5 separate regions of the Homo sapiens genome follow, and all the other regions are linked to region 1. A link is a loop called in an ENCODE intact Hi-C map of the cell type or tissue named here. Cell type or tissue: gastrocnemius medialis. All regions are shown on one strand. Each heading gives the region's core, and the rest is flanking DNA. Links, peaks and the distances in the headings are about the cores only.

What was found. Peaks named below come from ENCODE experiments on the same cell type or tissue, not always from the same donor. Only the 100,000 strongest peaks of a DNase experiment are listed, where the experiment ranks them.
Region 2: a loop joins it to region 1, with 5 times the contacts of the local background. A loop is called at or near these places in 8 of 110 quality-filtered maps.
Region 3: it touches region 1 in a loop (2.8-fold over the local background); 4 of 110 quality-filtered maps call a loop at or near these places.
Region 4: a loop joins it to region 1, with 4 times the contacts of the local background. A loop is called at or near these places in 27 of 110 quality-filtered maps.
Region 5: it touches region 1 in a loop (18-fold over the local background); 98 of 110 quality-filtered maps call a loop at or near these places.

Annotation. Positions count from the first base shown.
Region 1 is chr18:58,761,406-58,767,454 of GRCh38, reverse strand. All of the region lies in intron 1 of LOC105372146 (a long non-coding RNA gene), which reads left to right. Among named protein-coding and RNA genes, the nearest start is that of LINC01926, 49 kb to the left of the region's middle. RefSeq lists enhancers at 3,032-3,301, 5,423-5,472. In gastrocnemius medialis, for the core only: a CTCF peak has its summit at 2,977 (motif pointing right); a DNase peak (open chromatin) is centred at 2,984; H3K27ac peaks cover 2,332 bases.
Region 2 is chr18:57,878,699-57,884,747 of GRCh38, reverse strand. No RefSeq gene overlaps it. Among named protein-coding and RNA genes, the nearest start is that of ATP8B1, 78 kb to the right of the region's middle. In gastrocnemius medialis, for the core only: CTCF peaks have their summits at 2,563 and 2,767 (motif pointing left); a DNase peak (open chromatin) is centred at 2,757.
Region 3 is chr18:58,634,782-58,640,830 of GRCh38, reverse strand. No RefSeq gene overlaps it. Among named protein-coding and RNA genes, the nearest start is that of ALPK2, 8.7 kb to the right of the region's middle. RefSeq lists an enhancer at 2,282-2,411. In gastrocnemius medialis, for the core only: no CTCF peak of the experiment used is centred there; DNase peaks (open chromatin) are centred at 3,420 and 3,985; H3K27ac peaks cover 4,646 bases.
Region 4 is chr18:58,396,990-58,403,038 of GRCh38, reverse strand. It overlaps NEDD4L (NEDD4 like E3 ubiquitin protein ligase), which reads right to left. Exons shown (of 31, transcript NM_001144967.3): 31 at 1,500-6,049. Among named protein-coding and RNA genes, the nearest start is that of MIR122HG, 46 kb to the left of the region's middle. In gastrocnemius medialis, for the core only: a CTCF peak has its summit at 2,873 (motif pointing left); no DNase peak of the experiment used is centred there.
Region 5 is chr18:58,526,800-58,532,848 of GRCh38, reverse strand. It overlaps ALPK2 (alpha kinase 2), which reads left to right. Exons shown (of 13, transcript NM_052947.4): 6 at 3,611-3,758. Among named protein-coding and RNA genes, the nearest start is that of ALPK2-AS1, 27 kb to the left of the region's middle. In gastrocnemius medialis, for the core only: CTCF peaks have their summits at 2,734 and 2,935 (motif pointing left); no DNase peak of the experiment used is centred there; H3K27ac peaks cover 423 bases.

The DNA of each region.
Region 1 (6,049 bases), core at 397-5,396:
GCACTTAGAATAGTATCTGGCACATAGTAGGCACTTTATAAGTGTTAGTCAAGATTATTCACTGAAAATGTGGGGTATCTCAGTATGTTGCCCAGGCTGGAGTGCAGTGGCTGTTCACAGGAGTGGTCATGGCTCACTGCAGCCTCGAACTCCTGGCCTCAAGGGATCCTCCTGCCTCAGCCTCCCTAGTAGCTGGGACTACAGGCACGTGCCACTGTACTCACTGCAACGTCTTCCCTTTGACTTCAACTTCTCCTGTTCATCTGATGACTTGAATAGCCATTTGAGCAACCTATCCAGCAACCTCAGATCAGTTCCTCGATCTGAATCCCAGTGACCTTCACTTCCAATTTACTCAATCCACCCCCACTCATGACCACCCCAGAACTGGCCAGCACTTACACTAGCAGAAGTGTTTTCGAAATCTTACACTTCAGTATTCCACCTTCTGACAACGCCCACCTATCCTTCCAGGTATCGTAATGTAAATGATTTTTTATTTGCTCATTTTCTTTCCAGGTTATCCAGTTTTTTTGCCTCTCCTTTTACTATCAGATCTTTCTAGCTTTTAAAAATTTTCCTGAGTGTATACATTACTGATCCCTTGAACTTTTTTCAAGTTCTTGAACTCTCTTGCACATCCATTCCCTCATTTATTCACTCAGTAAACATCCACTGAGCGTCAGGGACTGTGTCAGGGACGAGGACACATGATGTCTGCCCACAGAGCTTAGAGTGAAAGAAGGCAAAAAACACGTTCACAATTATACAACTTTGCATGAGAAAAATGCTGGGAATGAAAGCAACAGGCTGCCAGGTTGGAGAATAAAGTGGAGAACTGCAAGAGGAGAGTCTTCAGGGATGGCTTCAGAAAAGGTTCTTTGAATGTCACCAAATTGAGGCCATATGGAAACATTGACGAGGATGGTTTTTTGTTTTTAGGAGAAAAGTGTTGGGATTGAAACACTTTCAGAGTTAGTAAAAGTGGACTGGGTGCAGTGGCTCTGATGCCTGTAATCCCAGCACTTTGGGAGGCCAAGGTGGGTGGATCCCTTGATTCTAGGATTTGGAGACCAGCCTGGGCAACACAGTGAGACCCCATGTCTACAAAAATTTAAAAATTAGCCAGGCATAGTGGCACATGCTTGTGGTCCCAGCTAATTGGGAGGCTGAGGTGGGAGGATCTCTTGAGCTCACTGTGATTGCGCCACCGCACTTCAACCTGGATGACAGAATAAGACTCTGTCTAAAAAAACAGAATTAGTAAAAGTGACAAAGTAGAGATACAAGTAGAAATAGAGATGGCTCACCTAGGCTCTGTTTTGGCAGTTTAGAGAGGGGAAGCAGAGAAAATGGCAGATACTAGAGCAGGCAGGACTGGCTCCTTGTTAAAAAATTATTAAGAATTTAAAAACAGTGACGGCAGAATATTAAACCAGGCACAGGGTGCTGTGTGTCTGTAGAGGTCTCATGCCCACGAAGCTGGCTCTGACAGCATGCCTGTGTGCCAGTGAGAATAATTGGTCAAAATGAGGCATATTGATCATATTAGAGGGGAGATAACCAAAGAAATGAAATTTAGGAAAGACAAAAAGGAGATGGAGAGGCTGGGCATGGTGGCTCACACCTGTAATCCGAGCACTTTGGGAGGCTGAGATGGGAGGATCACTTGAGCCCAGGAGGTTGAGACCAGCCTGGGTGACATAGCAAGACCCTGTCTACAAAAATAAAAATAAATTAGCTGGGCATGGTGACATGTGCTTATAGTCCAGCTACTCGGGAGGCTGAGGTGGGAGGATTGCTTGAGCCCAGGAGGTTGAGGCTGCAGTGAGCTATGATTATACCACTGTACTCTAGCCTGGGCTAGAGAGTGAGAACCTGTCTCTAAAAGAAAATAAATAAAAGGGGATGCAACCCAGAGTCTACGTGGAGGGGTTAGACAGGAGTGACAAGTCCTCCATTGTAACAGGAAGAAAGAAAACTATCGATGCAAGAGGGTTAATAATACGCTGTGATGGCTTCAGTTTTTCAGTGACGGGTGAAGCAAGGCTCTCAGGAGTGGGAGGGTAGGAGGAGAAGGAGAATGAGGGGCTTAAGTAGAGAGAAGTGTGTGGAAGTTGGTGGGGGTTGGAGTTTTGCCAGTTGAAAGTAAAAGAATGGATCAGGGGAGTTGGTGTTTGTGAGAGCGAATAGACGAAACAAAGAATCTGGTTAGACAAGAAAATAAGTCGAGATTTGAGTGAAATAAGAGGGGTCAAGTGTTAGCATCTTGATTCTGGTGACTTGTGATATTGAAGGGGCACTTGAGAAAGTGGGCTGAAAGATAGGGCTTTGTAATCAGAGAGGACAAAATTTAAATCCATGATTTTGGAAGAGTGTAATTTTTGTGATGACAAGGTCCAGGATATCTCTTGGGTGGTGTATGGTTGGGTTACAAGAAGTCTCTGTGGATGAGGAAGCCAAAGAGCCAAGAGAAGAATTGTGTGGGTCATCAACGTGGAGTTGAAATTACCAGGAATGATGAGGGCATAGGATGGAGCTAAGCTTTCAGGTCAAGTGCTAAGTCTTCACTCTTCTCTCAAGATGGGAAAATAATGCACCATTAAAATTATTTTTTCTGCTAGGCACGGTGGCTTACACCTATAATCCCAGCACTTTGAGAGGCTGAGGTGGGAGAATTGCTTGAGCCCAGGAGTTTAAGACCAGCCTGGGCAATATAGCAAGACCCATCCCTACAAAAAATAAACAAAATTAGCGGGGCATAGTGGAGAATCACTTGAGCCCTGGCGGTCGAGGCTGCAGTGAGCCGTGATCAAGCCACTGCACTCCAGCCTGGGTGACAGACACCCTGTCTAAAAAAAAATTTTTTTTTCTTGCAACAGCATTTCTAAGTTTTGCGAACTCCTCTCTCCTCCCACTTCATTAGAGAGATCAAATCTCCGTGGGACTGAAGGGGGCACAGTTCTTCCTTTGAGCCAGGAGGGGGAGCAAGAGACTGCAACAGAAGGCTCTGAATCTAAACGAAGCCTTTCGGAAGACAAAGGGGTGGATCACAAAGGAGCTTGCGGTTCCCCTCCGCCTTTCTGCATTAGTTTCCTAGGGTTGTTCTAATAAATTACCACTAGCTTGGGCCTTACAATAGTGGGCATTTATCCTCTCATAGCTGGAGTGCAGTGGCTCCACCTCCTGGGTTCCAGCAGTTCTCCTGCTTTAGCCTCCCAAGTAGCTGGGACTACAGGTGTGTGCCACTGCACCTGGCTAATTTTTGTATTTTTAGTAGAGATGGGGTTTCACCATGTTAGCCAGGCTGGTCTCGAACTCCTGACCCTCAAGTGATCTGCCTACCTCAGCTTCCTAAAGTGCTGGGATTACAGGCGTGAGCTACCACGCCGGGGCCAATGATTTGCTTTTTTAAAAAAACAAAAACCAAACAGCCTCAGAAATTTTGAACTACTTTCTCTAAAAGAAACCAGCTTTATTGAGAAATAATTCACATGCCAGACATTCACCAATTTAGTATATTTGTAGATCATTGATCATCACAATCAATTTTAGAACATTTTTTTATCACCCTAAAAGAGTCCCCATACCCATTGGCAGTCCCTTCCGGTTTCTCCCACCTTCCCGGGCCCCCAGTCCCTGGTAGCCTACCCTATCACTAGAGATTTGCCTTTCCTGGACTCTTCACAGAAATGGAGTCAGACAGTAGAAATGCAGTCTTTTAAATTATTTATGGGCCGAGCTGGGCGCTGTGGCTCACGCCTGTAATCCCAGCAATTTAGGACGCCAAGGTAGACAGATTACTTGAGGTTAGGAGTTTGAGACCAGCCTGGCCAACATGGTGAAATCCCGTTGCTACTAAAAATGCAAAAATCAGCTGGGCATGGTGGTGCACACCCCTAATCCCAGCTACTGAGGAAGCTGAGGTAGGAGAATCAATTGAACCCAGGAGGCAGAAGTTGGAGTGAGCCGAGATCATGCCACTGCACTCCAGCCTGGGTGATAGAGTGAGATTCTGTCTCAAAAATTAAAAAAAAAAAAGATTTATGGTGAACAGCGGGTTAGATGTCATTCTTTTGATTTTAGGGTTGTATTCAAGTATAAGACTCATTCTTTTCACAATGAGCGGTTAGAGCAGCAAAGCTGTAGATATCTGAAGACTTTGAGAGCTTAGGGAATAGGAGGATCATCTGGGGTCCCCCCTTTCTCTCTCCTTCCCCCGCAGCCCTCTCCTTTGCCACCAGCAGCCGAGAGAACAGTCTTGGGGGAAAGAAAACACAGAAGCTCAGTGCTGCGGGGAGAGGGGAATGAAGGCGTGATAAGAGACATGCGGGGGCTGTTCCTGGCTCGCTCACCTCCTTGTCCTCTTCCTCACCGAAACCACAGAGTCTCCCCCAGCCTTGCAGCAGAAGTGTGGTCGTGCCTCTGCAGTAAGCTGGGTGTAGGACTGGCTGGCCAGCATCTGCAGTCTATGCTGAGTACCTGTGCCTGGGTGACCCTTCCCCCGCGACTCCAGTGTGACCTTCCTTCCCAAGCCTCTTGTTGCCCTGGGGTCTTCCACATTCAGCTGTGTCAAGCTCAGGGAATACAGGAGGAAAATGGGATCGCCTCAAAGTTAGGGGCTGGGGGATGAGTTGCCGCAGGTACTAACAGGCAAACCTGCCCTGTTCCTCCAGCCGGGTGCCAGTGGTAGTTGACAGGGAAAGGGCCCTTGAGGAAGAGAGCAAGTGGGGAGAGAGAGGGAGAGACAGAGAGGATGGAGAAGTTGGAGGTCTCTGTGGTGGCCCAAGGGGGCAGTGGGGCCTGGAGGAGGTGGTTGGGCATCTGCTCCCACTAACCCATGGGCCACCTGGTCCCTTTGCCACGGACCCTGCTATGGGCAGCCATGGTGGGGTGGAGGCGTGTCCCTGGCACCCCCATGTCTCCCCGCATGAGTTTCCTGAGGAACCTGTGGGCATCCCGACGCCCTCTGGGTTTCACCTGGAGGACCACTGCTCACAAGTGGCCTCTCCTTATTTCTTTGAGCAACTTGAACTCTGTGAAAAGAACGTGGGCTCCACGGAGGCCTGTGCCAGCGGAGACAGGAAACATCACCGCTGTTTTCAAGATGGTTCCATTCACTCTTTGTCCTAGTGACCCTGTACTCAGCTCCCATTGTGATGGCTTGGGCGGGGGGATGGGCATGTTTTCTGGATAGTTCCACTGCCTCTGCCCCACTGCATGCAAGCCTGGTCAGCCTGGTGAGGGAGGGCATGCTCAGGCCCCCACCAGCCCCGGGCCTGCTGTCCTTCAGTGGCCTGTGTTCTGAAGACACAGGTGCATCTCTGTCACCCACTACCCACCAAGTCACAAACACCTGGGGCGGGAAGGAAGGTAAATGTTCCTCAAGGGATAGTGTGTATATGAGGGTGGGGTGCGTGGCTGGGAGGCGCACAAATGGCAGCATCCACTTAGGAGCCTGTACCCATCTTCCAGCAGGTCAGCACGGCTGAAGCCAGCAAATTTGTTGTGTTCTCTGGGCCTTAGCAGTCACGACCTTGGACCACGAGATGTGCCCTTGTCGCATTTATTTAAAGAGTTGAAATCTGAAAGGTGCATTAGAAATCGTTCTATTTATAGAGTCACTCTAAATACACTGTGGTGGAAGATGGCCAAGAGCTATTGTGAAGTGAAAGTAGGAACTGGAAAACGGTGAGCTCAGCATGATCTCACATATGCACATATGTGTACACCTGTGTGTATACATGTATAAAAGATATCTGTACACATGTATGTGTATAATACTCATACGTGTGTGTGCATATGTGTGTGTGTGTCCATATGGTCTGGAGATTTATATGCATAATACAACCGGAAGAAATATACACTGAAGAGATAGCATTATCTCTTGAAAGTGAGATTGGGATTATGTGGGGAGGGGAACTTTTAAACATTAATTTACGGAAAAGAAACGGAAAAATGTTCTGGTTCAGTCTAGCCAGGGTAAGTTTGAGACCTGGGCCCCAGGGTGACTTTCACCTCAACCACTGCTCTCTGCCAGTGCCACGCT
Region 2 (6,049 bases), core at 488-5,487, 880 kb after region 1:
TTGAAAGCAGGGACTGGAACAGATATTTGTATATTAATATTCTTTGCAGCATTACTCACAATAGCCAAAAGCCAGAAGCAACCCAAATGTCCATCAAAGAATGAATGGATAAACAAAATGTGGTGTATACTGCTATGATTTTGATGTGATTTATCCCTACCTAAAACTCATGTTGAAATTTGATTCCCAACATGGCAGTGTTGGGAGGTGGAGCCTAGTGGGAGGTGTTTGGTTCATGGGTCCCCATCGTCACGAATAGATTAATGTTGTCTCACTCACAGGTATGAGAGAGAGCTCTCACCTGCTCAGGAATGGATTAGCTCCTGGAAGTGGGAGTTCTTTTTTTTTTTTTTTTTTTTAGATGGAGTCTTGCTCTGTCACCTAGGCTGGAGTGCAATGGTGCGATCTCGGCTCACTGCAACCTCCAAGCGATCCTCCTGCCTTAGCCTCCTGAATAGCTGGGACTACAGGTGTGTGCCACCATGCCTGGCTAATTTTTGTTTTTTTGTATTTTTAGTAGAGATAGGGTTTCACCATATTGGCCAGGCTGCTCTTGAACTCCTGACCTCATGCTTCAGCCTCGCAAAGTGCTGAGATTACAGGCGTGAGCCACTGTGCCCGGCCTGGGAGTTCTTATAAAGTGATATCACTGCTCTTGTGATATTGAACACACCTGCTCCCGCTTTGACCTTCTGCCATGTTATAACACAGCATGGAAGCCATCACCAAAAATCAGCACCATGCCCTTGAACTTCCTGATCTGTAGAACTATGAGCTAAATAAACCTCTTTTTAGAATAAATTACCCAGAATCAGGTATTCTGTTATAACACTAAACACATTAAGACATACATACAGTGGAATACTATTCGCCTTAAAAATGAACAACCATTTTTTTTTTTTGCTTAAACAACAGAGACTTTTTTTTAAGTTTATGGATACATAATAGATGTACATATTTTTGGAGTACATGTCTATATACATTATATATTATATATACACATTATATGCAGTCATATAATGTGTAAAGATCAAATCAGGGTAATTGGCACATTCACCACTTTAAATATTTATCTTTTCTTTTTTTTTTTTTTTTTTTTTGAGATGGAGTCTCGTTCTGTCACCTAGGCTGGAGTGCAGTGGCAATCTTGGCTCACTGCAAGCTCCACCTCCCGGGTTCATGCCATTCTTCTACCTCAGCCTCCCGAGTAGCTGGGACTACAGGCACCGGCCACCAGGCCCAGCTAATTTTTTTGTATTTTTAGTAGAGACGGGGTTTCACCGTGTTAGCCAGGATGGCCTCGATCTCTTGACCTCGTGATCTGCCTGCCTCGGCCTCCCAAAGTGCTGGGATTACAGGCGTGAGCCACTGCAACAGGCCTTATCTTTTCTTTATGCTAGGAACACTTGAATTATTCTCTTACAGCTATTTTGAAATATACAACAGATTATTGTTAAGTATCATCACCCTACTGCTCTATTGAACACTAAGCCTTACTTCTTCTATTTAACTAAACATTCGTACCAATTAATCAACTTCTCTTCATCCCCATCTTTCTCCTACTCTTTCCAGCATTTGGTAACCACCAATCTACTCTCTGTCTTTATGACATCCAGGATTTTTAGTTCCCATATATGTGTAAGAACATGCCACACTTGCTTTTCTGTGCTTGGCTTATTTCACTGAACATAATGACCTCCAGTTCCTTCAATGTGGCTGCAAAGGACAGGATTTCTTTTTTTTATGGCTAATATCCCATTGTGTGGAATATATACAATATAAATAATAACTCCTTACATATATACCACATTTAGGAGTGACATTTTGATATATGCCACATGGATGAATCTTGAAGACATGCTGAGTGAAATCCCCCAGATTTAAAAAGACAAATATTGCATGATTCCCTTTATAAGGGGTACCTAGAATAGAAAAGGTAAATTCATAGAGTCAGAGACACAAAGTAGAACAGAAGTTACCAAGGACTGGGAGGAGAGGAGAATGGGGAGTTGTTGGTTTATGGGTACCGTGTTTCCATCTGAGAAGATGAAAAGGGTTTGTAGATAAACTGTAGTGATGGTTGCACAATAACGTGAATGTACACAGTGCCACAGAGCTGCACGTTTAAAAGGGGTTATTTTTATGTATATTTGACCACAATTAAAAACAATAAAAACCAAAAGAGCCTGAAGGCCAGCCTCCAAGGATCTCCCTCCAGCTGTCATCAATACCTGAGACCATACACTTCAAATACAATCACCAGCACAGAGCTGGTGATAGAAAATTGTGAATAAAAATAACTGAACCTGATGTCAGCTTCTCATCTATAGCATCTTTCCTATCATTCACAGGAGATCATAATAGATCTCATAAATGCTTTAGCATGTCTACTCACTTATTAGCTCATCGATTACTCTACCTGCTTTGTCACCTGTAGAGGAAGGAACTGAGTTTCACTTTGTCATTCTAGAAAAGATGAGTTGATGGAGGCCTCAGGACCTGCCCCGCAGCAGCACGCAGGCTGCACATCAGGGCGTGGTTAGGAGCTGCTGTGTCTCGGGTCACCTGCAGCTTCTTGACCTGAACACAGAGCTGAGGTCTGCTGGGGCCCCTCATGACATGTATACCAATCAGCAAGGCCCTGTTCTTCCATGATTTTGCTGACCTCTGTGCATACGTTGCAAAATGTTCACGACATAGCAGACCATTAAGACAGCTATGCAGGCAGTGAAGGGAGCTGTCCCTGTGGTGTGGCGCTCCCTCTCGTGGTGAATGAGGGAAAGTTCAGACAGACAAGAATTGCACACTTCCATCTGCGTTTGGCATTTTTGTAACACAGTTAAGTTTGTCCTGTAATTTTCATGTTGTAACTATAACTCTAATGAAGACTTTTGCCTGTTAATCTGGAAATAACTAGGCCTAAGATTAACCAGAAAGAAAGAGAGAGGGAGGGAGTGAGGAAGGAAGGAAAAAAAGAACAAAGAAAGAAAAGAGAATTTTTAAAAAAGAAAAATTATGATGTTTTTCTTCTTTTTAGTTTTCGGTTTCCAAGACAGTGTTCTATGGAGGTTAAAATTCTCTTATGACATAGATTTATTAAGGTACAAAATTAATTTCCTTTTGTTCCATATACCAGCCCCCTTTTATTATTATCCCACAAAATTCCATAATACAGTATTTCTTATATCACCACAAAGAAAAAGGGACCTTTCTTTTAATCTAAAATGGAGGCGTACCAGCCTGGGAAACATAGGGAGATTCCATCTCTACAGAAAATAATTTAAAAATTAGCTGGGCATGATGGTGTACACCTGTGGTCCCAGCTACTTGGGAGGCTGATATGGGAGGATCACTTCTGCCTGGGAGGTTGAGGCTGCAGTGAGCCATGATGGCACCACTGCACTCCAGCCTGGGTGACAGAGTGTGCCCCTGTCTAAACTAAAATATAAAATAAAGTAGAATAATAATATTAAAATTAAAATGGATAACTACAACAACAGATACCCTTTAAAGGCAGTTTTTCATCTAGACACCCTATAAAGGCTTGAGTATTTTTCTCTTAAAAAAAAAAAGTGACTGGGCCGGGTGGGGTGGCTCACATCTGTAATCCTAGCACTTTGGGAGGCCGAGGTGGGTGGATCACTTGAGGTCAGGAGTTCAAAACCAGTCTGACCAACACAGTGAAACCCTGTCTCTACTAAAAATACAAAAAAAATTAGCCGGGAATGGTGGTGGGTGCCTGTAATGCCAGGTACTCAGGAGGCTGAGGCAGGAGAATTGCTTGAACCCAGCAGGCAGAGGTTGCAGTGAACCAAGGTTGTGCCACTGCACTCCAGCCTGGGCAACAGAGCAAGACTCATCTGAAAAAAAAAAAAAAAGACTGACTCAATATTTTTTGAGGTCACAAACTTGAGAAATAATAAAAAACTATGGACCCCATCCCTTTTTATGCCCCTAACATGTCATAAACATACAAAAATGACAAAAAAAAACTGTGTTGCAAATTGTATACAAAAAAATTGTGTGAAGAAATGTACACATAATTCCAGGAGATTTAGCCTCCCTCGAATCCATTCATGGATCTTGAATTTCAGGATAAAAATCCAAAAGGGACCCAACATTCCCTTCAGAATGGAAGTGTGTGGAGCCCAGGAGACTGGAGCACACTCCTTTCCTCAGGTGCCTGTAGCCAGGCCTGAGTTGGAGATGGAATAAGGACTCTGCATGGGAGAGCAGCTTACTGTTGTTAAGGGAGCTTGGGGCTTTATCTCATGGTCCCTCACAACTACCTAGTGCAGTCAGTAGGGAAAGAACCACTCATTGTGGGTTGACAGTCACTAGGGGAAATGTTAGAGAAAGGCAGGCAGAAAACAAAGACTTTGTCACAAAAAGCAAACCGTTATAAAGTATTTGCCTCTCTCCTCAACATCCGTGAAGTCATCCATCTATTTTCTGAAGGCCATGGGAAAGGAAATTGTATCAGTCTGTTCTCATGCTGCTAATAAAGATATACCTGAGACTGCGTAATTTATAAAGAAAAAGAGGTTTAATGGGCTCACAGTTCCATGTGGTTGACGAGCCCTCACAATCATGGTGGAAGGGAAAGGAGCAAAGTCACATCTTACATGGTGGCAGGCAAAAGAGAGAGCATGTGCAGGGAAACTTCCCTTTATAAAACCATCAGATCTCATGAGACTTATTCACTATCATGAGAACAGCATGGGAAAAAACTGCCCTCATGATTCAATTACCTCCCACTGGGTCCCTCCTGTGACACGTGGGGATTATGGGAGCTACAGTTGGAGATTTGGGTGGGGACACAGCCAAACCATATCAGGAATAATGATAGAAATTGTCTTATCATGCCTGTAGGAACCAATGACATTCATTGAGACTATATCCTTTCAGTGTAGTCATTGAGCTATACTTACACACGTGTTTGTGGGGACAACTCTTTGAGAGGCTAGCAACTGAACACCAGGTCTTTCCCTAAACTAATGGGTGTGCTATCAGTTGGCAGGATATCCACCCTACCAACAGTATCATCATCTTTCCACCATCCCTAAGCATGCCCACGTCAACTCCAGCAGCTGGGACTGCCCCATGATGCCTTACTATGCTGTCCTGCAGTGACTGGTTATACATCTGTATTCCTCAGTGGTGCTCTAGCAAGGCAGAGACCACCCTACCATACTCCATGCATAGCACAGTACCTGACACACAATCTCATTTTCAAACTCTACTCAGGAAACTTCCATATTAGTCTACATTCTCCCAAGAAGCAGATGCCAAAAATATTAAAAGGGGAAGTGCCTCTGTGAGAAAAAAATTAGGGACGGAGTTGGGTAAATATGGCAGTGCTGCTGAACTGTGATACAAGTCTAACCATGAGTGAAGGAGAATGAGAGAGAAGGTTGGATGGAAGATTCTTAGAACACCATGCAGGGCCGGGCATGGGGGCTCACACCTGTAATCCAGCACTTTGGGAGGCAGATCACCTGAGGTCAGGAGTTTGAGACCAGCCTGGCCAACATGGTGAAACCCCATCTCTACTAAAAATACAAAATGTAACTTGGTGTGGTGGAGGATGCCTGTAATCCCAGCAGGAGGCTGAGGCAGAAGAATTGCTTGAAGCTGGGAGGTAGAGGTTGTAGTGAGCAGAGATCATGCCACTGCACTTCAGTCTGGGTGACAGAGTGAGACTCTGTTTCCAAAAACAAACAAACAAAGAAACAGAACATGCAGTCTAAAGAAGGCTCACCAAAGTCAGGTGATGGGGAGTTGGTGGTGGTCCTTGAGCCAAAGTCAACCATCTGAAGAGCGTGTGGCCCTGAATGAAGCTTAGGCCTTAGCATTCTTGCCACCCTCATTTGTTGGCTGAGAGCAGTGAATAGTCAGTGTGACCTTGGTTCAGACATGCAGTTGGAGTTCTGTGAGTTCATCTGTGTGGCCATCACGTCTTCTATCCTGCTAACTCATTGCAATTCTCCAGCTTCATTGTGATCACCAGTCTACTAATTTCACCACTTTTACCGGATCCATTGTTCCT
Region 3 (6,049 bases), core at 660-5,659, 130 kb after region 1:
GTTTTTATCCGAATATTCTTCCATAGACCCTGCATCCTCCTCCCTGACGCTTCTGCCCATCCATCAAAAACCCTCAGATGTCATTTCCATGAGGCATTCTTTGTTCCAATCCTGGTAAGTGTCCCTTCCCTAGCTCCCTTGGCTACCTGGGCATATCTCCCTAAGGGCAGGAATTTTGTCTCTGCAAATCTGCTTGCCCAGCCCCTATCATAGTGCCAATTACCAACCGTTAGTGGATACTTCCTACATAGCAAGTACGGTGTTAGGAATGTGCATAAGTAGCTCACTTAATCCTCACATAACCCAAGGAAGGAGCTGTAATCATTCTCTTTTAACAAAGGAGACTCTGGGAGATAAAACACGTCCAGGTTCACACATCTTGGGGCAGAGGTGCTAATAAGAGTGAGCTGAAGTTAATATTATTTATTCTCACTAGTAGCCTAAACCATGATAGATTAGTAAGCCTACATTTGAAACAGCATGGTGTAAACAAACCCCAGAAAACAGGTAACTTCGCTGATCAGACTGCTTCCTTTATTTAAATAGTACGAGAGTACATTTGCATATTAAACAGGGTGGTTTTTACTGCCCCACTCCTTTAGTGATGATGGTTGAAACTCAGAATCAACCTTTGAGTTTCATTGCTTTGAGGTAAATGTTTGCTCTCTTTGGGCATTCTCTTTAAAATGCAAATGTTCTCCAATGTTAAAGCATTAAATTCCTAACAGTATATTGAGTATGAATTTTTCACAGACTTTTACTCTAGCCTAAAGCAGACTGGAAAAATACTGGGCAGAAAATGATTACACAATCTGGTGAAATGTGGTTGATTGTCTATAAATGTCTTAAAGTAGTGATTCATGGTGTACTGTTCACTGGGAGCTTATTTAAACTGTTGATTTGTGGCCCTGTATTCAGATCCGCTGAATGAGAGTCTCTGGGTCCTTAAAATCTGCATCTGAATGAGAGCCTCGGGTGATTCTGACGCATAGTAAAGTTCAAAGCTAACTGCTTTAAGGTCTATTAAGCTTACAATAAGATGAGATGAAAATATCCTGCAGTCTATGTTTTGTTCTTCTCACTACTTTTATACTGATATGAAAATTATAGGGGAAAATGGTCCCACAATATTACATGGTCAGGGCAGAGGAAATATTGAAAATGGGGAGAAAAGGAGATTGAAAGAAAAGGCCTAGGAAATGACACTTCAAAAATTCAGTTTTTGGCCGGGTGCAGTGGCTCATGCCTATAATCCCAGCACTTTGGGAGGCTGAGGCAGGAGGATCGCTTGAGCTCAGGAGTTTAAGACAAGCCTAGGCAACATGCTGAAACCCCATCTCTACAAAAAATACAAAAATTAGCTCAGTGTGGTGGTGTGCATCTGTAGTTCCAGCTACTAGGAAGGCTGAGGTGGGAGGATGGCTTGACCCCAGGAGTTGGAGGTTGCAGTGAGCAAAGACCATGCCACTACACTCTAGCCTGGGCAACAGAGCCAGACCCAGCCTCAAAAAAAAATTTTTTTTTTTTTTTTTAGTTTTTCCTGGGGCTGGTGCTGTACCTGTTAAGGCTTCTTAGAATAACTAGGATTGATCTTACATTCCACCTTAATCAGTGCCATTTGCTAAGTTAGTCTTTTGAGAGCGAATGAGCATATACTGCAGTGAGAAGACCGTGTATCTAAGAGCCATCCATTCATTCACTCAAGGACTGTCATTTGAGCCAGTGCAAGCCAAACACTACACTAACTGCTGGAGATAGAAGGGTGAGCAAACATCTCATAAGACTTACAGACTGGTTGGAGAGAGAGGCAACAAAATTAGACATTGATATTGATATTTGTCTTCAAAACTTTAGGAGTAATAGAATAAATTGCTATGTTAATGACAAAAACGGAAAGCGAGTTTGTTATTGCATTTCAGCTTTATGATATGGGGAAAAGTGAAAATGGGGACTTATGGGGTTTGAGACTTTTTTTTTCTTTTCAGCCAAGCAATGGGTAAGAAAGCATTGTGGCACAAGTAATGAATTCATCAGCAATGTAAATGGTTCTCTGAACACCAGGAATTAATCTGTTTTAATGGTGTGGTTTTCAGAATGCAGCAGAATTATCTCCACTTCCTACTCCACCAGTTCTTTGAGTATGTCTGGATCTTTGTCTGAATCTGTGAAGTGAGTAAAATGAGGAAGTTGGATGGGGTAGTTGAAAAGTGCTTTTGAAGTTATTCTTGTTCTTCTGTAACCTAGCCCAGTGGATTCTTCTTGGCTGATGCCTAGATAGAACCGATTTATTAAGACAAGAGAACTGCAACAGAGAAAGAGCCGGCTAAACTCAGGAATGTCAAGTGGAGATGTTTTAGCTTTATTCTATTTGTGATGGGGAATCACAGAAGATTTATAAGCAAGAGAGAGAGAGAGATGAAAAACAAGTGTCTAAGAAGATTGGCCCGTTGGCTGTCTGGGCAGTCCCCACGATAGTGTCTGTGGTGCTGGGAAGGGGTGGTGATGGCAGATTTGGCAAGAGGAGACTCGGAGGCTATTGCTAAGGTCTCATTACCGATGGGTAATAGACAGAAAAAAATGGATTCATAAATGAACACTGATAAAGCAAATGAGGATGAGAAGTGCTTCTGTAGCACACACACTTTAATTGGTAGTTAAATTATTCCTGTCACGTGCAGCCACATTTGCAGATTGGGAAGACAGTTTTTCACCCTGTAGTGAAGTTCTTTTTGTCCTCAGGAAGACAGGTTTGGACAGCTTACGAGAAAGGGGGCTGTGGAACACAGACAGCGGAAAGGGCCAAGTTATCAAGGGTGTAGTCATGGCCTCTCCTGGGGGCAACAAAGATGGGAGTTCGTGGGGCTGGCAAAACTGAGCCCAGAACTCAGCCTCATGGATCTTTTACACCAAGAAAAGGACTAGTTGCATGAGGCTTGGATGAGACTTAGGAGCTCCAGAAAGGGGAAAGAGGGCAACTGGGGTAGACTATGCTTCAGAAAGCTGTGGCTTGGAGTGAACTTCCTTTGTGAAATTTTGCTACAGGCAATCCTGATTGATCAATCAGGTAGGATTGATCAATCTCTCAATTGGCCATGTAACCATAAAAGTAAATGGTAGGGACAGGAAACATAATATTTTGCTAAAAACTCTGACTTAAGACCAGGTAAGCTTCATTATGCCTTTTATAAAAAAAGAATGTCATTAATAAGAACTTGGGCACTGCCTTCTTCAAGACTCCCTGACCAGCCAGTAGCAGGTGGTAACAGAGTCCAGGAGCCCCATCTCCTGACCTTTGCAGAGCTCCTAGAGAACCCTGTTCTCCCTGCCGCCTTTCCATTTGTTGGAGGACAGGCTCCACACTGTCTTGGTACATAAGGGAACAGCATAGTAACACTGTCAAATGAGCAATGGGACAGGAGGCGGCTGGTGATAATTCTTGCCTTAGACTTTTGGCTCTCTGGGTACCTGTCACGAGGAATATCATGTTCAGGAGGATTTACTCACTAGGTATCTGCTTCTCAGACTCGTGGGGATGAAAATCTGGAGTAGTCGTTCAAGTCATAGTTTTATCAAGTAGGTTTGATGCTTTGAACGTGACTTAAGAATAAAAGTCAGAAAATATTCTATTGTAGGGCAAGATAAGCAAGGGATCCACTAACTGTTTTATTCTATTGTTTTACATTTTTTAAAACAATTGACCCAGCATTTTGGGAGGCCAAGGCGGGTGGATCACTTGAAACCAGGAGTTTGACCAGCCTGGCCAACATGGTGGAAGCCCGTCTCTACTAAAAATACAAAAAAAATTAGCTGGGAGTTGTTGTGCGTGCCTGTAGTCCCAGCTATTGGGGAGGCTGAGGCAGGAAAATTGCTTGAACACTGGAGGTGGAGACTGCAGTGAGCTGAGATTGTACCACTGCACTCTAGCCTGGGTGACAGAGTGAGACTCCGTTGCAAAAAAAAAAAAAAAAAAAAAAAAAAAGATTGAGACAGGGCCTCACTCTGTCACCCAGGCTGGAGTGCAGTGTGGCACAATCATGGCTTACTGCAGCCTTGACCTCCTTGGTTTGAGTGATCCTTCTCCTTCAGTCTCCTGAGTAGCTGGGACTACAGGTGCATGCCACCATGCCTGGCTAATTTTTTTGGTAGAGACAGGATTTTGCTATGTTGCCCGGGCTGGTCTCAAACTCCCGGCCTCAAGTGGTCCTCCCACCTTGGCCTCCAAAGTGCTGGGATTGCAGGCTTAGGCCACTACACTCAGCCATAAACAGTGTTATTGAGGGATAATTTACATAAAATTTTGTCATTGTTAGTGTACAGTATAATAATTTCTACTATATTTATGGGTTTGTGCAACTGTTATCATACTTCAGTTCAAGAACAGTCCCATCATCCCAAAATATTCTTTCATGTCTATTTGCAGCTAACCCTGCTTCTCCCAACCTTAGAAAACCACCGATGTTTTGTCTCTATAAATTTGTCTTTTTTGACTTTCATAACATTGGAATATTTCAATATGTCGTCTTTTGTGTCTGGCCTTTTATAGTTAGCACAGGGTTTTTGAGGTTTATCCAAGCTGTAACATGAATCAATTGTCCTTTGCTTTTTGTTCTTGAATAGTACACGGGCCATAGCTTGTCGTATCCATTCATTGGTTGACAGACATTTGGATTGTTTTCAGTTTTTGGCATACAGGTTGTTATTTGAACTTGTGTTGTTATTTCTCATAGGGAGGGTTCTAGGAGTGGAATTGCTGAGTCATATGGCAAGCTTGTGTTTAACGTTTTAAGAAATGACCAGTTATTTTCCAAAGTGGCTGTGCTACTTTACATTCCCACCAGCAGTGTATTAGGGTTCCAGTTTCTTCTTCACATCCTCATTATATTTGGTATTGTTCGTCTTTTTTTTTTTATTATAGCCATCCTTGTGGGCATTGTGGTTTTTTTTCAATATGTTTTTTTCTATTTCTTTGTTTTATTGTGTTTCCATTTTAATATGCATTTCTTTATTGATTAAAGGTGTTGAGTATCTTTTTTTTCTTTCCAGACAAAGTCTCACTTTGTTGCCCAGTCTGGAGTGCAGTGGCACAACCATGGCTCACTGCAGCCTTGACCTTCCAGGTTCAAGTGATCCTCCCTCTTCAGCTTTCTGAGTGGCTGGGTCTGCAGGTACACACCACCACACCCAGCTAATGTTTTGTTTTCATTTTTTTGGTAGAGATGGGGTATTGCTATGTTGCCAGGGCTGACCTAGAACTCCTGGACTAAAGCAATCCTCCCACCTTGGCCACTCAAAATGCTGGGATTACAGGTGTGAGCCAGTGTGCCTGGCCTAACGTGTTGAGCATCCTTTCATGTGCTTATTAGCCATCTATAGATTTTCTCTGGCGAAATGTCTATTCAAATCTTTTGCCCATGTTTTAAATTGGGTTTTTGTTATTTATTTATTTATCTATCAAAAGATGGGGTCTCACTCTGTTGCCCAGGCTGGAGTACAGTGGCATAATCGTAGCTCACTGCAGTCTCAAACTCCTGGGCTCGAGCAATCTTCTCACTTCAGCCTCCCCAGTAGTTGGGAGCACAGGCACATGCCACCATCCCTGGCTATGGGTTTTTAATCTTTTTATTGTTGAGTTTCATGGGTTTTTAAAATATATGTTCTGCTCTCTCCGCCTCAGCAAACCAATGCACAAACAGAAAACCAAATACCACATGTTCTCACTTACAAGGGGAGCTGAATGATGAGAACACATGGACACGTGGCAGGGTACAACACATATTGGGACCTGTTGGGGGCTGGTGGGGAGGGTGAGCATCAGAAAGAATAGCTAATAGATGCTAGGCTTAATAACTAGGTGATGGATTGATGTGTGCAGCAAATAATCATGGCACATGTATGCCTATGTAACAAATCTGTACATCCTGCACATGTACCCTGGAACTTAAAATAAAAGTTGAAAAAAAAAATAAAATAAATAAAATATATATTCTGGCTGTACATCCTTCATGACACATATGATTTGCAAATATTTTCTTCCAGTGTGTGGCAGGTA
Region 4 (6,049 bases), core at 566-5,565, 360 kb after region 1:
TTCCCAACAGGGACTCTCCCTTCTTGCCCTCTTGAGTCCCCACTGGGTCACATCTGGGCACTGCGGCCTACTTACCAAGGACTGTGTCTTGGGTCTTAAGTAAACTCATGCTCAAATTTTTTCCAGCCCAGTTCAAGTCCTATAAATGATTCCTCAGAGATTCTACAGCCTGAGCTCTCTGGAAGCTGTTTTGAGAAGTGTTCTCTCCCAGAAAGAGGCTTCTGCGTTCTTACCTCAGGAACCCCTTTGAACATGGCTCTGAGAGCCAACCCCGAGAAAGCTAGTGTCAGAATTCAGGATACCCATGCTCACCGCAAACACTTTTACCAGGGGCTTCACCATCTCACAAGTGCCTAATGAGTCTTGGACTTCAGAGCAGGTTAAAAGCGTATTAATCTAGCAACTGTGTCATTGATGTAATTCGTTCCACCATGTGTGGTTTTAAGAAAGAACATATAAATATTCACAGTGACTCTGTCCAATTGTGCCTCTCATGTGTACTCATAACCCTGGAGGAGGCGGCAGGAATTCCAAGTGCTGCGGACAGCTTTCTGGCAAGATGCCATCTACTGTTAATGGAAAAAGACAAGCCGCAAGAAACCAAAGACTAAATGATGTCCTGCTTCCCCGCTAGCTATCTCCTCTGCCCCGAGGGGATGGGTTAAGCACATCAAGAGGAAGCTCAGTACTAAAGAAAAAGGGAAAATTCTCCAGGAGTCTGAGATGATCTGAGCGGAATGAAATGGCATGAGGAAAAATGCCACCGGCTTTGCACAGGGCAGTGACACACGGTCGGGATTCTGACAGCACCTTTCTGAGAAGCAACTTGGGGATTCATTATTGAGTCTTATTAACTCTCACACAAGTTGAGGGCTAGGTATACAAGGATGCCTTTTGAGGAACAGACTAACATGGATTATACAAATGTTACGTAAAATCAGTAATTCTCAAGTTTAATAAAAGAACAAAACAGCAGACGGATAAGAATAAATGTGCATCCTTTTAGTAGGCTTAAGCCATGTGTTTTGGGCAGACTTTTTTTTTTTTTTTGAAACGGAATCTCGCTCTGTCACCCAGGCTGGAGTGCATGCAATGGCACAATCTCAGCTCACTGAAACCTCTGCCTCCCGGGTTCAAGCGATTCTCCTGCCTCAGCCTCCTGAGTAGCTGGCATTACAGGCATGCGCCACCACGTCTGGCTAATATATATATATATTTTTTGTATTTTTAGTAGAGATGGGGTTTCACCATGTTGGTCAGGCTGGTCTTGAATGCCTAACCTCAGTGATCTGCCCACCTCAGCCTCCCAAAGTGCTGGGATTACAGGCGTGAGCCACTGTGCCCTGCCAGACTTTAATGTTTTTAAAAGTGCGGCGCTTTTAGGGAGATGAAGGAAATGAACATACTATAAATCTGCAGGCATTTAAACCCCTCTGACAACAATTAAGATGGTGCATTCACAAAGAAGCTTTAAATCAAACAACCCATAACACTTGATGTAGAAAATGTTCCAGCTTCCATAATTCTTTATTAAATATTTGACAAGTTGCATCGCTTCTTTACAATGACTTCATTTTGTCACATTAGTCTTTTGCTGTCAGGAAAACAATCTACAGTTTCTCTTTAGATCTCTCAAGAAAAAAGAAAAGCGAAAGGATTGTTCTTCAAGAAAACTTCCTGTGTGTATCAAATTCAACCATATTTTAAAGCTATTCTGACTGTGAAAATGAGCATTATTCATAAGTTGCCTTAAAAAAATTCAAGGTAGTTTGGTTTTTACCACTGTATCAAATAGTACTTGGCTTCCTATTAGGAGGTGGGTTTATAATAAAAAGTTATGAAACATTGATAATTTATTTGGAATGCTTGAAACTCTTTTCACCTTAAAAGTCACTGTTTTTTTCATGTTTCATTTGATGATAGATCCTGAATTAGGAAATGACAGCAAATTAACATCATCTTCCTAGGGTTTTCTTAGGCTCCAAGGGTTGAAATTCACAGGACACAGCTTGGAGAAAACTGCAGAAGGGACTAAACTCTCACCTCCTTTCGAAACCAGATTACTCAATAAAGGTGTAAAAATGCTATACAAATATATACAAATATATTTGGACAGCATATGTACGTATATATGTATATATATTACATACAGAGTAGTAAAGGAAGAACAAAGTCACGCAAAGTTAACATGAAGGAAACCGTGACAATCTAGGTGAAATCAGTCTGAGTAAAAGGGGAAAACTGGCTTACACGGGAACACATATCTGCAGACACAGAGTTATGGTCACGAGGAAGGCTTCTGATGATGCACTGGTACGGGGTTGAGAATGCAGTGCACGCGAGGTTAGGCGCCAACAGCAATGCTACTCCTTACACACAGAAAACCAACGAACGGAAAGACGTGCCTTTGAAACATGCGTTGCTTTCAGTGGAACATCTTTAACAAACAACAGATGTTTAATGAGGTTTGCTTGGAAAATTTCATGCCAACAGGAAGCTAACCCTTTTCTAGAAAACGTTCTCCAAGCTCCCGTCCTAATGCTGTGGCACTTTCTCTGACATACTGAGAACACTCTGGGGTGGGGGTGTGTGTATGCAAATGTATAGACACTGTTCATTAAGGCTTATATAAATTAAAAAAGTGGTCCAAAGAATATCACATTTTTCCCCAGTTTTAAAATCTAAAGTACAAAGTGGAGTTTATAAGGATTTGTTTTTTAAAAACACATCTCAGTCCTGAAATTGGCAGTTCTGACACGACTTATCAGGATGTACCCCAATGCCTGAATGACAGAGGTAGTGATCTTCGGGGTCAGGGGAGGTCAGGAAGGGAGCAGGCGGGCAGTTACCCTGCACAGCGGCACCCTCTACTGGCGAGGCAGCAAATGATACCAGACAGCACCTCCCACCTCTCCCTCTTAAGTACAGGGGTGCAGGGCCAGGGTAAGGAGGAGACAGAAGAAGGAGAACTAGCACAGTGTCACGTAGGGGCTGCAGAACTGATTAACCCAGGCTCTCTTTATACGTTTTTAAATTTCAGAGGTGAGTACAAGACTCTCAGAAATACAGGAGTCGACTGTTAATGGGTAACTGTTAGAATAATTAAAAAGTTGCTGTGTATGAACCTGGCTTTCGGGAGGACCAGTGTGGATCTGGCAAGATAGCAGCGGTGCACACTCTCTATGCAACAATGGGAGATGTAGAAAATGGTTCAAATGTTTTGCATGCTGTTTCTCAGAATCTGTCACTGTGAGGCCGGGTGCGGTGGCTCATGCTTGTAATCCCAGCACTTTGGAAGGCTGAGGCGGGAGGATCACCTGAGGTCAGGAGTTCAAGACCAGCCTGGCCAGCATGGTGAAACCATCTCTACTAAAAATACAAAAATTAGCCAGGCGTGGTGGTGGGTGCCTGTAATCCCAACTATTCGGGGAGGCTGAGGCAGAAGAATCGCTTGAAGCCAGGAGGCAGAGGTTGTGGTGAGCTGAGATTGAGCCACTGCACTCCAGCCTGAGCTACAGAGCAAGACTCTGTCTCAGAAATAACAATAATAATCTGTCCCTTTGTCCTTACATGGGAGAAATAATACATGCCAAGTCGCTCTGTATCCCTCATTGTCTGAATTTAGGGAATATCTGATGTCACCTTCTGAAGGGTCCTGGAAACAAAAACCAAGTGTCTTACCTTTGTTCTTGAGATTTGTTAGAGGACTGGCTGCAGAGAAGCATAAACATTTCAGGCAAAAAGGAAAAGAGCACTGAAGCTGGGAATACACCGCAACACAGACAATGAATGCCTCACTGCTGCCGGCTCCAGGGCCAGCAGTGGAGAGGCACAGGCTGTTGGACCTTCATCCCACCAGGTGCTCTTTCCACATCCTTCCTCGGGCCAACAAGGGGCAGGAATGGAAATACCCGGGACCCACAGGCAGCTGTGATAACTGATGTTAAGAGAACCGCAACAGGCAGTGTGTGAGCTCCGGCACGTACTTCTCAGCCTCATGTAAGTGGCCCATAATAACTACAGCTTCAGCAGACAACTAAAGAGACTGCATTAAGGTGATTTCTCTGGCTATAAAGAGAGCCCGGCCTGCAGAGCAGTGTGACTGCTGGGACCTCTGGGATAGGCAACACTGCCCTCTCTCCCCCAGGGCTACTCCCCGGGCAGGTCGGGGCCCAAGGAATGACCCAGCAACTGCTCCTTACCCAGCACACTCTCTTTACTGCCACCTGCAATTATGCTGTGAAGATGACTGGGTGTGGTCATCACGATTCAGAGAAATCAAGATCTATGACCATTTTAGGCAAAGAGAGAAACTTGGAGAATTGCTGAGGACTACTGAACCTTGTTTTGCTTTTTTAAAAAATACTAAATCCTCACTTCAGCATATTTAGTTGTCATTAAAATTAAGCTGATATTATTAAGGGGTTGATGAACTGAGGTGTCACTCACAATTACTGCCTTCCAAGTATTCATGGGGTAGATTTCAGTAATTCTTGTTTGCTTCTGGCTTAGAAATTGTCAGAATGATTTTTCTTTTATACTTTCCAATACTTGACTTAATATGCATTTAGTGACATTCTGTTTTTTTCAATATACGGTTTACAAGATGACAGAAGAATCCCAGTTCTTAGGTTAGAATTGGATTTCTCCCTCTACAATTACACAATTACTCTCAAAAACCAAGAAAGCATACTGCTCGACTCAGGCTCTGGCATGATTCTTAAAAAGAAAACTGCCTCTAGACTATGGGGGCTTACAAAAAGGGGATTTTTGCCACTGAGACATTTGTCATGTTAACTGTAGCGGAAAACATCTCACCAATAGTCAAAACTCATGAGCGGGAATTTTTTTTTTTTTTTTTTTTTTTTTTTTTTTTTTTTTAGTTACATAGCATCTAAGTTTTCTGATCACTACCAGGTAATTTTCAACCAATAAGAAAAAGGAACCAACACTCAGCTCTGTAGAAATCTACCTTCTTTTAGAAACCTCAGGCCTCTGCACCCCTTTAGACAACTCATTTACAACCACAACCTTCCATGGCTTCTCACATGCCAGCCAGGGCAGGGTAAAAACGGCAATTTCTTACACCGAAAGGTCCTTTTTATGTAACAAACAGACCTCCCCAAACCACAACTTTTTTGTCCTATTGATGACTCGCATGAGATCAAATCTCTAGTGTCCCCTGACTGCCCCGACAGGGTCTAGGACAACACAGGTTAAAAAGGACAGCAGGGTCGTTCAACTCCCACACTGCCTCAGGTGTTTTCTCAAAGCACGACAATTCTGCAATGGAGACTTACACGTGGAAAAGAATCAAACTGTGCAGGTACCCTCAGTCCTCTGCCACTACCAGCTCAATAGCTTGAGCTCAGAGGATCAAGTCAAGTCTCTGTCTCACTTTTAATCTAGCACACAAGAGGCACAACTCAGGCAGTACACGGTATTGAAGCATGCAACAGGTCATTGGTAACAAAACTCAGTTAGATTAAGAGTACATTAAATAAATCTTTGTAGTTGAGTAGAAATCACAAAACAGTTGGTGAGGACAGGTCTGTAGGCTCAGCTTTACATCCAGGTTTTTATACACCAGCAGCCAGATTCACAATTGATAGATATTGCACCGGAAAGATGTGTGCAGGGAAAAGAAATCATCATCACATTTAATGTTCATGATAAAAAAATAAAAACAAAACCAGATATGACCTCCATGTAGTACATAAAGTGCCTTCAGAATTGGTGCATTTACAACAAAAACTGGTTATTTAGCTACCATTAGCAAACGCATACAAACAGGAGACTAAACAGATCTGGTTTCCACAGTTTTGAATCAAGCAGTGCCAAGTTTCATTCAAAATGTCTCTACTACAAACAGCAAAGAGGAAATAGAATAAAAGATGACTGTACAGCGCCAGGAAGGGTTAAGTAATTTCTCGGATGAGAAATGGGAGTCCAACCCTGTCTCAAATGTGTTAGAACACATGTAATTACTTCTAAGGAATAATGGTGTGATTCCTTTCAAGTCAACACAAAATTTGTCATGCTATGTTAC
Region 5 (6,049 bases), core at 325-5,324, 230 kb after region 1:
GCCCTGGGCAAATGCCTTAGCCTCTGGGTGCCTCACTTTCCCCACCTGTAAAATGGGGGTGCTAATGATAAGACTCCTCTCAGGTATAAAAATGCAAAGCAATTTGAATGGCACATGGCCTAACACAGCTCTCATGGTTGTTAGTTACTGTTTTTTTAAATTAGTGTTTTTAAATAAAAAATGAGGCAATGCTTATGCTCAGTATGCTTATGAAATAAATAGAGAGCTTAGTTCAGGCAAAAGATCATTGTGTCTGAGTTGATACCAACCTAGCATTAGGAGAAAGAGTGGTGCTGGCATCCACAGCTCCTCCTCTCTGAAAAACTCAGGGCCTCGGCCAGAAGGTAGGAGTCATCTGGTGACGGAGCAGGAGGGGGAGGTTCACCAGAGTTACCCTTGAGTCAGCAGGTAAATGGGAGTCCCAGGCAGGTTTTGCCCATGCCGGGGTAGGTTCTGACCCTGCAGTCCTTTCCCAGCTTCGGAGGAGTTGCCACTGGCGGCCAACCTCTCCCCTCTCGTGTGGGGATTTTCTTTGCAGAGAAAATTAGAACGGGTTTCTGGAACACTGGCACCCACTTTTCTTTAGGATCACAGCTCCCTGATCTAACTACAAACCAGCACTAGGTTATTGTACTGGAAGGGCCATCGACTGATGGGAAATAACTGCTTGACCAACATATTCATCCATTTATTAAGGACATGTTATTTTCCATGGTGACTTTGATAATGAATGCACTGAATATTTATCTAATATGAATCCACTGTGGGCACTAATCCATACGAATCAACACAGATGATGACAAGAGACAGGAAAAATAATTCTCTTCTGGCATTTACCTTTTGGAATGGCAGCATTCAGAGGGCCAGCCCTTGACAACAGCCTATTTTTTTTTTTTTTTTTTTTTTTTTTTTTGAGACGGAGCCTTGCTCTGTCACTAGGCTGGAGCACAGTGGTGCAATCTCGGCTCACTACAACCTCCACCTCCTGGTTCAAGCGATCCTCCAGCCTCAGCCTCCCGAGTAGCTGGGACTATAGGTGTGCACCACCATGCCCAGCTAATTTTTGTATATTTAGTAGAGACGGGGTTTCACCATGTTGGCCAGGATGGTCTAGATCTCTTGACCTTGTGATCTGCCCGCCTTGGCCTCCCAAAATGAGCCACCATGCCCGCATGCCCGTCCTTTTTTTTTTTTTTTTTTCAACTTATCACCTTCTAGTTGTTCGTTACGGTTTTCTAGCCGTGGGCCAATTCCTTTAAGAATCTACTCCACCATTGAGCACTCAAAGGTTTTTTATTTTGTTTTCTCAGTGTAAGCAACAGCAATTTCATTGCTTAAAAATAACAAAAGTTGCCACCAGGAAGACACCAGATTAGGAAGTTCTCCTTCCTTCTTGTGATGGCTTTTGTAAGATCCTGAGTCCTCGTCACTGCTTTCCGGCTGGTACACTTCAGACCCCTTGGCTGACATCTCGACTGTGCCCTACCCAGCAGTCTGGTACCCACCCTGCTATCCCCAAAGGAGCACAGATTTAATGCCTTCCCACCAGTTAACTGGTGGGGCGGGAGTTAGGATGAGGGGAGCAGTGACTTGGATCATTATAAAAGAAATAAACCCTAAGTAATGTTTTTAAAAAATTATTATTATTACTTTAGAGATAGGGTCTCACTCTGTCACTTAGGCTGGATTGCAGTGGCGAGATCATGGCTCACCGCAGCCTTGAACTCCTGTGCTCAACCGATCCTCCCACCTCAGCCTCCTAAGTAGCTAGGTCCACAGGCATGCGCACTGCACCTGGCTAATTTTTTTTTCTAGAGATGGGATCTTGCTATGTTGCCCAGGCTGGTCTCCAACTCCTGGCCTCAGGTGACCCTCCTGCCTCGGCCTCCAAAAGTGCTGGGATTACAGGTGTGAACCACCATGCCAGGCCTGAGTAATCGTTTTTGATGTCCAAAGCTTAGTACAACAGAAACTTTTTATTCACCGGGGACTTTACTACCGTTTTCCCTCAACACTAGCCCAACCTGCACACGGAAGAAAAAACTAGCTGCACTCCAGGTCTCCTTTGAGCTCGTTCAGCTGCACTTTCCACCTCTGTCTCACATAGTCAGGGGTCCTATCCAAAGCCCAAAGCCCCTCGGCTAAACAAGCTTCAAATCTCCCACAGACCATCCATCATTCAGTTCTGCTGCCCATTTCATGCCCTTCCCGCCATCCTCCAATTTTCCTTGTGTTCGGTACAACAGGTTCTGGCAGGCTTAGGAATATTTAGGTGTCCCCACATCACCCATGAAGCCGGCCACTGCATGGTGTTGGAAAGACCCTCTAGGAAATGGCCCAGATGAGGAGGTGGGCTTGGTCGAGACCTGGACCAAGAGTTTGACATTGTGAACCTGAACACGGTCTCAGCTTGGGCAGGAACCAGCAGGCCCAAATGCACTGATGCGGGTTTGCCATCAATACGTACTTGTTACATTTTCTCTCTCTCTCAATTATCCACTTGGCTCCCAGGATACTGTTAGCAGTCTTGGTTACTCTCTGGTTGAAAGATTTGCTACCCAACAGGCCCATTATCACTTCCAGGGTAGAGAATTAGCTTTTAAATATGCATTCTGTCATCCTAGCATCTGCTGGTGCCAAGGAGAGATGAGAAGCACCTTGAATTCATGGATATTTTCACCGTAGTATAATTTGAGGCAGTGGAGCAAAGTCTCAGTATTGGTGATCTTGGTTTGGCTACGGATTACATATGTTTTATACTGATGTACTTTTTTGTGTTACCAACGCTGTGGAGTTATGCTACTTAATTTGTGATAGACTCACACATCTGCAGTAATCTCATTTCCTACCCAATTGTTACGACCACTCGGGACAGGGGCCTCATCCTTGTCTTGTTCTAATGTCTAGGCTGCCGCCCAGTGGCTGCCCTAGCTAATTACACATTAGCATGCTAATTGTTCCTCACTGATATTGATACTGAGGTGATATTTCAAAGGTCTCAGCCCAACCAGTGGGAATTGTTTCCTTATTGCTTCTATTCTCTTTTGCTAATGAGGTTGATATCAGACATCACTCCAATCTACTAGGTTATCTTCAGCAAAGACAAGTGTGATAAAAGGGAAAAGATGAATATTATTCAGCCAATAACCTATTGTTGAGGTGTCTTTTACATTTTGGGGGCTTAGCCGTAGTTTTTTGGATAATCCAGATTTTATTCTACTCCCTAATTCCTAGCTCTGATTTCGACCTGGATGATCTGGTAATCATTTAAAAACATCTTTATTTGGATGAGATCCTATAGAATAGATATCTAAAATCCTCCCACCTCTCATCCCCTTTAGAAAAAATCTCTCAAGTTCTATTTCACTTTAAGCATTACAGGCTGCACCTAAAGAATTTTAAGTAATGGAAGTGAGCATTTTCTATTAGATTGATTTGTAAATTTTCCGACTATTTAGGCAAGCCACCTCTCCCCTCAGAGACTCAATTCTCACTTCCATAATTGGGGATAATAATTAATATTCCTGTCTCTCAGGATTGTTATGAGAATTAAATGGTATGAAATGGGAAAGTCTTTTGTTACACTGACCTTCAAATATCTTGTTTCTAGCTCCAGTATTACTGAAAAAGATCCAAGCTGAGATGTTCCCTGAACACTCTGGAAATGTAAAATTAAGCTGCCAATTTGCAGAAATTCATGAAGATTCTACTATCTGCTGGACAAAAGATTCAAAGTCCATAGCCCAAGTGCAGAGAAGGTGCGATGTTTTTCCCTGGTTACTTTTCACAGTTGTTGCTTGTTTATTTCACAACATGGTTGTAAAAAAGAAAAAAGAATAAATTATAGGACGTGAAAAGGAAAATTGAAGCAGAGATTCCACATCCACAATATTAAAAAAGACTAAATATCGGAAGACAAGTGTCTGGATGGGGAAAATGATGGAGGATTCTTGCCCAGGTTTTGCCAGAATTGAGTTCTGGGGTTTTGGGAAGTCACACAACCTTTCACTACATTTTTTAAATCAGGGGAAGGAACATGTCAAATGATATTCTAGTCTGAGGTTCTGTGGTCCTAAGATTAAAGAGCTCTCATCTGTATGTCTGTGAATTTAACTTGGGTGTGTTTTCTGTTTCATAAATTCCCAGTAATCTGATAAAGGTCAAACAAAGCTAAGGAGATGAATAAAAACAACAACAACAGCAATCTATGAGGTTACAGAAAAGTAACAGCTATTGAGGGTGACCAGCAGCCATCACTAAGATGGGAAAACCTGTTTATTTCTGGGTCCCTATGATTTTTATTTTTATTTTTGAGACAAGGTGCTACTCCCATCTCCCAGGCTGGAGTATAGTGGTGCAATCACGGCTCACTGCAGCCTCCACCTCCTGGGCTTAAGTGATCCTCCCACCTCAGCCTCCCGAGTACCTAGGATTACTGGAGCACACCACCATGCTTGGCTAATTTTCTTTTGTATTTTTAGTAGAGACAGGGTTTTGCCACATTGCCCAGGCTGGTCTTGAACTCCTGGCCTCAAGTGATCCACCTGCCTCAGCCTCCCAAAGTGCTGGGATTACAGGAGTGACCCACTGCGTCCAGCCATGTCCTTAAGATAATAAAGGAGAGAAGAATGAGGAGGCAAGAGATGAGCGTGAGAATCATTGCCAAGAATATCCCCTGTGGAATAAACCTGATTACTGGCTTCCTTAAGCAGCTTTTCTTGGCAATAAATGCTTGTTCAAGTGAACTGATGAATTCAAGCTTCATCTGACACAATCTAGAAACAAATCACCTGGTTCAAAAGTCAACCCTCTGCCAAAGGGTTCCCAGTTTAGCTCCCTAAGAAATGGGAGGGGTTCCAATCCCCTTAATTTTGTCACCAGTAGACTGAAAAAGTGAGAAAATCTGAGTTTTCTGTTTAATTAAATCATATATGTCTGCTTGGAACATATGTCTGGAAACTATTTCTCAAATGTAATCATGGAATACTTGAGCTATGATTTCATTTCTACTAACATCACTCCAGAGCATCTAACTGGATTGTAATTGATAGCATAACCACTTTGCCTAAAATGTCACCATTACCCTGCCTGTCTTAGGTATGGCTTAAGAATTATTATAAAGGAAAAGAAATGGTTTGCTTTTTAAGTCAAGGAGGTTCCCTAGAGCTTCACTTAAAAAGGTACTAATTATTCATTTTAAATTATTTTCTGAAGCTGTCAGCCAAGAGCAATTAACCAGTATTTTCACTGTTTTTCCATTCATCAGCCTTGCTCTGAGCTCAGAATTACCACTTGAATATTTGCGGGTCCCTTTTCCATTTGATGTGTATTTACGATAAACCTAACCTTCCCCTGGGGAGCATATGTCATTAGTAAGCATTCTACTTACTGATGACGCGTGGCTAAGGCCTTTGATTCCTAGTGATGTTTGCTTCATTTCTCCTTGGTGACAGTGTCTGGCTTAGTTGAACCCATTTGCTTTCTCCATGCTAACACTTGAGAATATTTAAGAGTTATAATTCATTTGTTTATTGAGAGATCATTTATATTATTTCAAGTGGGTTTTCAAATGTTTGCTAATTTCTCTCATGCCTACTTCCAGTCCAGCGTTTCCCTTCATTTGTGCCTCCATGAAATATGTCACTGTCTTGTATCATTTTCAAAGAGTTGAAATCTCTCAAATATAATATGAACGTGGAGCAAAGGTCTTCTTGAACTTACTAAATCATGAGGGAACCTGTACAATGGCAAGAGTTGTTCAAAGGAGCATTTGAGGAATGAAGATTTAGATAGTCCATCAGGCAAAGGAATGCGGAAATACATTTTGAAATAGATATAAAACTGGTTAATGTTTGACAGGTAATAAACTTTGGGAGTTATCTTTTCTACTGCACAGAAACCTAAAAGTTAACCTGTAACTTAAAGTGTCTGAGTGGGTTCTGTGTAAATGGGAAATAGCAAAGCATTCTCTTTCACTAGATCATCCTCAATGATCCTGTTGAACAATGACTGTGATCCTCTTCCTTTGTCCGCAAGTTTTGGGTACTTT